2 separate regions of the Homo sapiens genome follow, and region 1 is linked to region 2. Evidence: chromatin loops called from intact Hi-C (ENCODE). Cell type or tissue: GM12878. All regions are shown on one strand.

Region 1 (4,000 bases), 68 kb after region 2:
CCTGGCTTCTTTTTGTGTTTTGGGGATGCAGGGTTTCACCATGTTGGCCAGGCTGGTTTCAAACTCCTGATGTCCAGTGATCCATCCACCTCAGCCTCCCAAAGTGCTGGGATTACAGGTGTGAGCCACCATGCCTGGCCTTCTTTTTTTTTTTTTTTTTTTTTTTTTTTTAAGACAAGGTCTTCCTCTGTAACCTAAACTGGAATAAAGTGGTGAAATCATACCTCACTGAAGCCTCGAATTCCTTGGCTCAACTTTTCCTCCCATCTCAGCCTTCTGAGTAGATAGAACTACATTTGTGAGTCATCAAACCTGGCTAATATTTTATTTTTTTGTTAGAGACAGGTCTTGCTATATTGTCCAGGCTGGTCTCGAACTCCTGGGCCCAAGCAATCCTTCTAGCTCAGCCTCCAAGGTGCCTGGGATTTCAGGCCTAAGCCACCACACCTGACTAGATTTGTTTCACTTTGACGTCTTTGCTAAGTCTATGGCTATAAATAAAATGACTATTCAATTATGACTAATGAGAGGCATGGGGAAAGCCAAGCCAGAGGGGGACTATCAAATTTTGTTTTTTCTATATATATTCAAATTATGATGGTATACATACATTGGAGTATATTTATGCTTTCCTGTAACAGTCTTGTAGGACCCTAAATGACCTGAATTTATCTTCGTAGATTGATTGGGAAAGGAGGAATTATTGAGAGACAGGAAATTGTGAAACAAGAAATTATTCTAATTCTAGCACTAAGATACCCAGAATGGCTTCTCATTACTAAGAATGGTAGAAAAACTCACCCATATTCCCTTCAGTCGAAATGATGCAGTTTTATTGGCATAATCACTACTAAACATCAATAGGTTTTGTAACTTTGGATTTGGCACTATTTTTCCATTCAGTGAGCATTTATTGACTGCTGTGCACCAGGAAAAGTCAGAGCTCTGCCTTTGCTGTGGATGAATGAAAATAACCTCTTTCATGTCTGCACTGTCTGTTAATGTGTATGAATATATGTGTCTGTGTGTGTGTTTCTGTCTTTTTACATGAAAGGGACTGGCAGCTTTAGACCTATTGCTGTTGTGAATCTTCATGAACCTATATTTTGCCTCTCTGCAGTGGACCCATCATTACTAATTTCATCCTTTTGCAACAACTGTTTGCATTTAGATAATTGTCAGCACTTAGCTACCAAGGTTACAGAAAATGTCAAGATTCAGAAGAAGATATACAAATTTTTTTTGTAAGGCCATGAATTAAAGCAGTAACACTTGTCTAGACCATTAAACAAGGAGATACATTTGTATGTAGAAAGTGACTGCCCTTGTGTCATTAGAGTCTCATGAACCTGTGACTATTACATTCATAAAAAAGTGCACTGTCTTAATTCAGTTGGTAGTTCTCATCATGTTTCAGGGATTTTAGTTGTGATGATTGAAATAGTTGCCTTTGGGTAGTTTGTATTCCTGTTTCATCAGAGATTGGCTGAGACTTGTCTTTTCTGTTTACATTTCTCTTGGACTTGTTTCATCTGCTCTTGTTTGCCATGGAAACCTGTCTGTAAATCATATATATACATATATATACACAAATACATGCATATACATATATACACACATGTATATACGTATACACACATATGTATATAGATATATACACATACACACATATGTATATAGATATATACACACATATACACATATATGTATATACATATATACACATATGTATATATACACATGCATGTGTATATATACACACTGCATGTATATACACACATGCATGTATATACACATACGTGTGTGTATATACACATACACGTGTATGTGTATATACACAAGTGTATGTATATACATATATACACACGTGTATGTGTATACACACATGTATGTATATACGCTCACACATGTATATACATATGTACATATGTACGTGCATATACACACATGTATGTATATGCATATATACACACATGTATGTATATACATATATACACACGTATGTATATACATATATACATATATATGTCTGTGTGTGTGTGTGTGTGTGTATATATATATGGCCATATAAAGTGTGAAAAAGCATGTTTGAGAGAGAATACCAAGGGTGTGGTCAAGTGACCATTTGCTAAAGAGATTACCCTGGATAGAAGGGAACCAGATGCTATTCAAGATAATGGGAGAAAGATCCTGAATACATTCCAGAGATCTTTGAGTCTTCCCCACCCATCACAGCCCCAGAGATCTAGGAGGGCAGAATGATTTCAGAGGATGGGCCTGGGGTGCCCTCCAGAGGCTTGCTGCCTAGAGCTGCCTTGGTCCCTGTTTCCCACATTCTGCCAAAGTGCCTGTGGATTGCCCCAGCTATGGCTCAGCTATTAATAGACTCAGATGTGGTTCAATCTGCCACTCAGGAAGGTGCAAGTAGTAAGCTTTGGTAACATTCGTGTGGTGTTAATTCTGCAGCCACACAGAATGCAAGAGCTATGGGGGCATGCCTACCTCCACCTGGATTTCAAATAATTTTTCAAATATTCTCTGGTGCCCAAGCAGAAACCTGCCACAGGGGTGGAGCTGTCACAGAAAGTCCTCACTAGAGTAATGCCTAGGGAAGCTGTGGGAGTGGGACCACCACCAAGACCCCAGAAGTGTAGAGCCACCAGTGTACAATTTCAGCCTAGGAAGGCTACAGGCGTTAGAATCCAACTCATGATAACTGCTCAGTGGACTGAACCCAGCAAAGCCACAGGGCCAGCTACCCAAGGCCTTGGGTGTCGAACTCCTGCCCCAGTGTGCCCAGGATTCAAGACATGGAGTCAACAAAGATTCAAGAAAATATATTTACTCAGTGCCTGGTTCATTGGTACCCAGTAATTCATGTCCAGGTTCAGTGGGAGGGATATGAAGCATGAAGAAAACTCTATAAAATAAATGTTCAAAGAAGTATTATAACTACACACAGGTGAGGTGCAGTGGCTCTTGCCTGTAATCCCAGCACTTTGGGGGGCTGTGGCGGGTGGATCACCTGAGGTTGGGAGTTTGAGACCAGCCTGACCAACATGGAGAAACCCCATCTTTACTAAAAATACAAAATTAGCCGGGCGTGGTGGTGCATGCCTGTAATCCTAGCTACTCAGGAGGCTGAGGCAGGAGAATCATTTGAACCTGGGAGGTGGAGGTTGCAGTGAGCTGAGATTGCGCCATTGCACTCCAGCCTGGGCAACAAGAGCAAAACTCTGTCTCAAAAATAATAATAATAGCTACACACAGATGAAGGTCATCTGTGTTGAAGTACAATGGCAATCTTACTGATGAGTCTTATTGTCTCACCTGGATATTTGCATTAAAAGACTGCTAACATTTGTAGCTGAAGCTTTAGTGCAGTTTGGTATGATTATTATGAAGTTAATGTTTCTGAAAATTTCCTTGAACTCAGAGCAACATATTCCTATATTCATTTCATAAACTTATTAAGCACTTACTGTGCATTTGCTACATTTTAGGAGCTAGGGATACAGCAGTGAACAAAACTGTCAAAACTCTCTAGCCTCATGGCATTTACATTCCAGCATACTGCGAATGACAAAAAACAAAGATGCTACATAAACTAGATGAAAAGGTAACTGCTTCTTTTTTCTTTTCTTTTTTTTTTTTTTTCTTTTTTGAAATAGGATCTTGCTTTGTTGCCCAGGCCGGAGTGAAGCTCATTGTAACCTCGAACTCCTGGGCTCAAATGATCCTCCCGCCTTATCCCCATGAGTAGCTGGGACCACAGATGCAGATGTATGTCACTACACCTGGCTGATTTTTTACTTTTTATTTTTTTGTAGAAACAGGATCTCACTATGTCTCCCAGGCTGATCTTGAACTCCTGGCCTCTCGTGATCCTCCCACCTCAACCTCCCAAAGTGCTAGGATGATAGATGTGAGCCCCTGTGCCTGGCCTGGTAACAACTTCTATGGGAAGAATTGGCGGGAGACTATAGAAGCTGGAGAAGTA
Region 2 (4,000 bases):
ACTCTCTTCAAAGCTGTCAGACAGGGACATTTAAGTCTGCAGAGGTTTCTGCTGCCTTTTGTTTGGCAATGTCCTGCCCCCAGAGGTGGAGTCTACTGAGGCAGGCCTCCTTGAGCTGAGGTGGGCTCCACCCAGTTCCAGCTTCCTGGCCACTTTGTTTACCTACTCAAAGCTTCAGCAATGGTGGGCGCCCCTCCCCCAGCCTCGCTGCTGCCTTGCAGATCAATCTCAGACTGCTGTGCTAGCAATGAACGAGGCTCTGTGAGTGTGGGAACCTCTGAGCCAGGCGCGGGATATAATCTCCTCGTGTGCCGTTTGCTAAGACCGTTGGAAAAGTACAGTATTAGGGTGGGAGTGATCCGATTTTCCAGGTGCCATCTGCCACCCCTTACCTTTGCTAGGAAAGAGAATCCCCTGACCCCTTGTGCTTCCTGGGTGAGGCGATGCCTCACCCTGCTTTGGCTCACACTCGGTGGGCTGCACCCACTGTCCTGCCCCTACTGTCCGACGAGCCCCAGTGAGATGATCCTAGTACCTCAGTTGGAAATGTGGAAATCACCCGTCTTCTGCGTCACTCACGCTGGGAGCTGTAGACTGGAGCTGTTCCTATTCGTCCATCTTGGAACTGCCCCCCCCATACACCTTTTTAAATGTATTTGTTTTATGGTTTTTTGTTGTTGTGAATGGGATGTTTATCCTCCCACCTTTTTCTAGCTGATTATCACTGATACATAAGGAAGTTACTTGTTTTCATTTGTTGATTTTTGTGGCTGGAAATTCTAATGAAAACATACTATCTTTGATACCTGCCACAATTTCGGGGTTTTCTACATACACATCACTCACAACATTTGTAAATAACATTTTTGCTGCTGCTTTCCAATAGCTGTACGTTTCTGTTTGTCCTCAGCTGATTCAATGGCTTGAACTTTCAAACTGTTGCTAAATAATAATAGAAAAGGCAAACATCCTTATTTGGCATGTTTCTGGTTTGACCTATGGTTTGAAAGAGTGCTAGTGTGTGTACTTGAGAGAAGAGAACATTCCAGGATAAAGAGTGGGCATATTCAAATTAACAAGAAAGGATTGAGAAAGTTATGTGTGGAAACAGGTTGTACAAAGCTGAAGCTCTGTGTGGAGGAGTTACAACATGAGTAGAGGTGGCTCCTCTGAGGAGAGTGAGATTAATCAGATATGATGGATAATTCAGGCATACTGTAGAGTGTGGTGTTGTAGAATCAGGTGAGCTAGGCGTGAGATCTTCATCAGTAAGATGGTGATATCTAAATCACAGGACTATGACTGAAATAATGTATGATCAAAGCACTTAGCCCAGTGCCTGGCACCCAGTAAACACTAAGCAGATGTCATGTATTATTATTATTATTATTGTCAGTATAATAAAATAATGTAGAGCTTGAAAGGGGAATTGAAAAAAACGGGTAATTGACATGATAAAAATGGTATGTATAAATAAAATCAGTTGCACATAGGATGTGTCAAAGCAAGAAAAACAAATAGACCAAAATTGATGGGAATCTGTGTGTTCAGCATTCTTTCATTAGTGAGTTTTGAGGGAGTCTCTGCTCCCCAAGGCTAGCCATTGGCCAGGCCACCAGGGGTCCCCATGATAATGCACAGCTAGTTGCTTGAGCATGGTTATGGTGATTCGTGCCCCCAACAGCCTTCCATGACCATATGTGATTATTAATGTGCTAGAATAGTTTATCTTGGTGTCTTGCACACATCATGATTTGTAATGTATATATTTAATAATTATAAAAGAAAGCAGTTATTTGCTTTCTTTAACATACATTATCTTCAAATTCCTAACTTAGTGATGATGCAATCATTCTTTTCACATGTGTATGTTTTTTTGTGTCTTGGGGAAGCTTTGAAATACTTGCTGATTTATGGAGAGTGAAAAGTGAACCAGACTTTCTCAGAACATTTAGAAAAACTCAGACACTCAAAAGCTAAAATCAAACAGTATTTGAAATGATTTATACAATTGCAGCCATAACTTTTTCCCACTTAAGCCAAAGTACGTCTAAACAATCCTTTCATACTGCTAAGTCCTTTAAATGGAAGCAATAGATGTCTATAAATCAAATGATAGTTTACATTTATTTCATAACCACTTTTTCTAACCCATTTTCCCTCTTAAAACTTAGTATGTCCTCTAAGAAGTTGAACACTCTGTCCTGATTGAATTTAAATGAACATGAATAAAGAAATACATTAAAATATTTTAGAGAATAATATGCTGCCACAGTTAGTTTAGAGAAGCACAGTACTGAAGGCAAGTAGAGTAACACTAGGTGCAGTGGAGTTTGCTTATTTGAAATAAGGTAATTCAGCTCTAAGCTCATCAGTAGTGAGTAATAAACATGATTACTGCAGTGGAGTCAATCTCAAACTAGTCTATTGGACTAATCCTTGGAATTCACAAAACACTCTAATCTTATTTTTTAATAACTTCTTATCTCAAAATAGTTTATGTTCGTAAGTTGCAAAGTACCTTTCACCCAGCTTCCCCAGTGATAACATTCTGTGTAACCATGTGTACCGTCAAACCCAGGAAATTAACTGTGGTACAATACTGTAACACAGTAATCTGAATTACTTTCACATCCTCTATTTGTTCATTATGATTACTTCAGAAATTCACTGTCTTTTATTTTCTAGGATGGTGCATCTCAGAATGGTTAGCAAAACATAGTTTATAAGTTTAACCTACAACCTATGACTCCTTTTGTTCTGTTTAGATGATAACCAGATTTTAAGTGCATCATGAAGACAGGAACAACAGAAGCAAGATCAGTAGAGACTTGCACATCACTGGGACTTGCCCTGCATTCTGATGCTACCATGTTAGAGAAACACAAATACTTTAAAGTGCTCAGAGTTGAGAGCCACAGCAGCCATTGCTGTGTTTATGGTCCACTTGCCCCATGGGTAAAGTCAGAATAAGCCACGAGATCACCCATCTTAAGCATTTTCACCTGCCTTTATATCCTTGACTTCTCTTTTTACTTTAGTAGCACTGATTTTTTAATCTGTCCTTGAACTGTTTACTCACTGGCGTTTAAGCATTTTGAGCAAACCTGCAGTAAGAAATGCATTTTACATTATGATCTATTGTACAGATACATGTATGTACATTTAGGTGTATATGTACATATATGTGGGAGTGAAACTGAAACAAAAGTACCACAAATCTAAAGTTACCCTCTGTGCTGTGCACTATATATTTTCTGTCCCATTTTCTTCTTTTTTTTTTTTAATGCAGGTCACAAGCTACTGTACAGATTTTACAAACCATTAGTAGATACTGGTGCACAGTTTGAAAAATCTCCATGTTAACTTATCCTGCCCAGTGATTTTGCTTATTCTACTTTCTTTCCCAAGTCAACCATAAAACCTTTTTCCGATAGAGATGTTTTAGAACTAAATTATTTAGAACACTAAAACCACAACTTTTATTTAATCCCACCACCACTTCTCCTCATGTGTGTTAATTCATTTGAATGACATCTTTCAGGATGGATGATATATACATGTACAAGACAGTGTGAAAAATGATACAATGCAGTGCTGTGAGAACACTATTATAAATAGAGAAGTGTTGAATTTTGCCTCGTGGAGTCAGAAATGACCATTAATCTGGGCTTAGTTGCTTCTGCTTCAGATTTTACCCTAGCTTAAGCCACAGTAGGGAGGAGGGAGTGAGGAACAGGTAAGGTATGATAGAAAGTGGTTAGAGAATATATTAGTCCTGGTTGCTTGATGATAGGGAACTTGGAACAGAAGGGAGGGGCTGTTGTTTGGGGGTTGAAAATCAGACTGGGATCAAGTCCTGAAGAGTTCTTTATGTCTGCTCAGAGGCTTATATATGACTGGGGAGGGAATAGGGAGGCCTTAGAGGTTTGAAGTTTGTAAGCAGAGAAGTGACATGAGCAGATATAAGCTGCAGGCAAAAAGTTAAGGTTTCAGTATG

Evidence for each region. Peaks named below come from ENCODE experiments on the same cell type or tissue, not always from the same donor. Only the 100,000 strongest peaks of a DNase experiment are listed, where the experiment ranks them.
Region 1: a loop joins it to region 2, with 2.4 times the contacts of the local background. A loop is called at or near these places in 1 of 110 quality-filtered maps.

What each region holds. Positions count from the first base shown.
Region 1 is chr13:23,708,032-23,712,031 of GRCh38, reverse strand. No RefSeq gene overlaps it. Among named protein-coding and RNA genes, the nearest start is that of TNFRSF19, 140 kb to the right of the region's middle. In GM12878, a CTCF peak has its summit at 2,286 (motif pointing left); a DNase peak (open chromatin) is centred at 451.
Region 2 is chr13:23,776,105-23,780,104 of GRCh38, reverse strand. All of the region lies in intron 16 of MIPEP (mitochondrial intermediate peptidase), which reads left to right. Among named protein-coding and RNA genes, the nearest start is that of PCOTH, 110 kb to the left of the region's middle. RefSeq lists enhancers at 2,422-2,471, 3,252-3,301. In GM12878, a CTCF peak has its summit at 1,615 (motif pointing right); a DNase peak (open chromatin) is centred at 2,714; H3K27ac peaks cover 3,200 bases.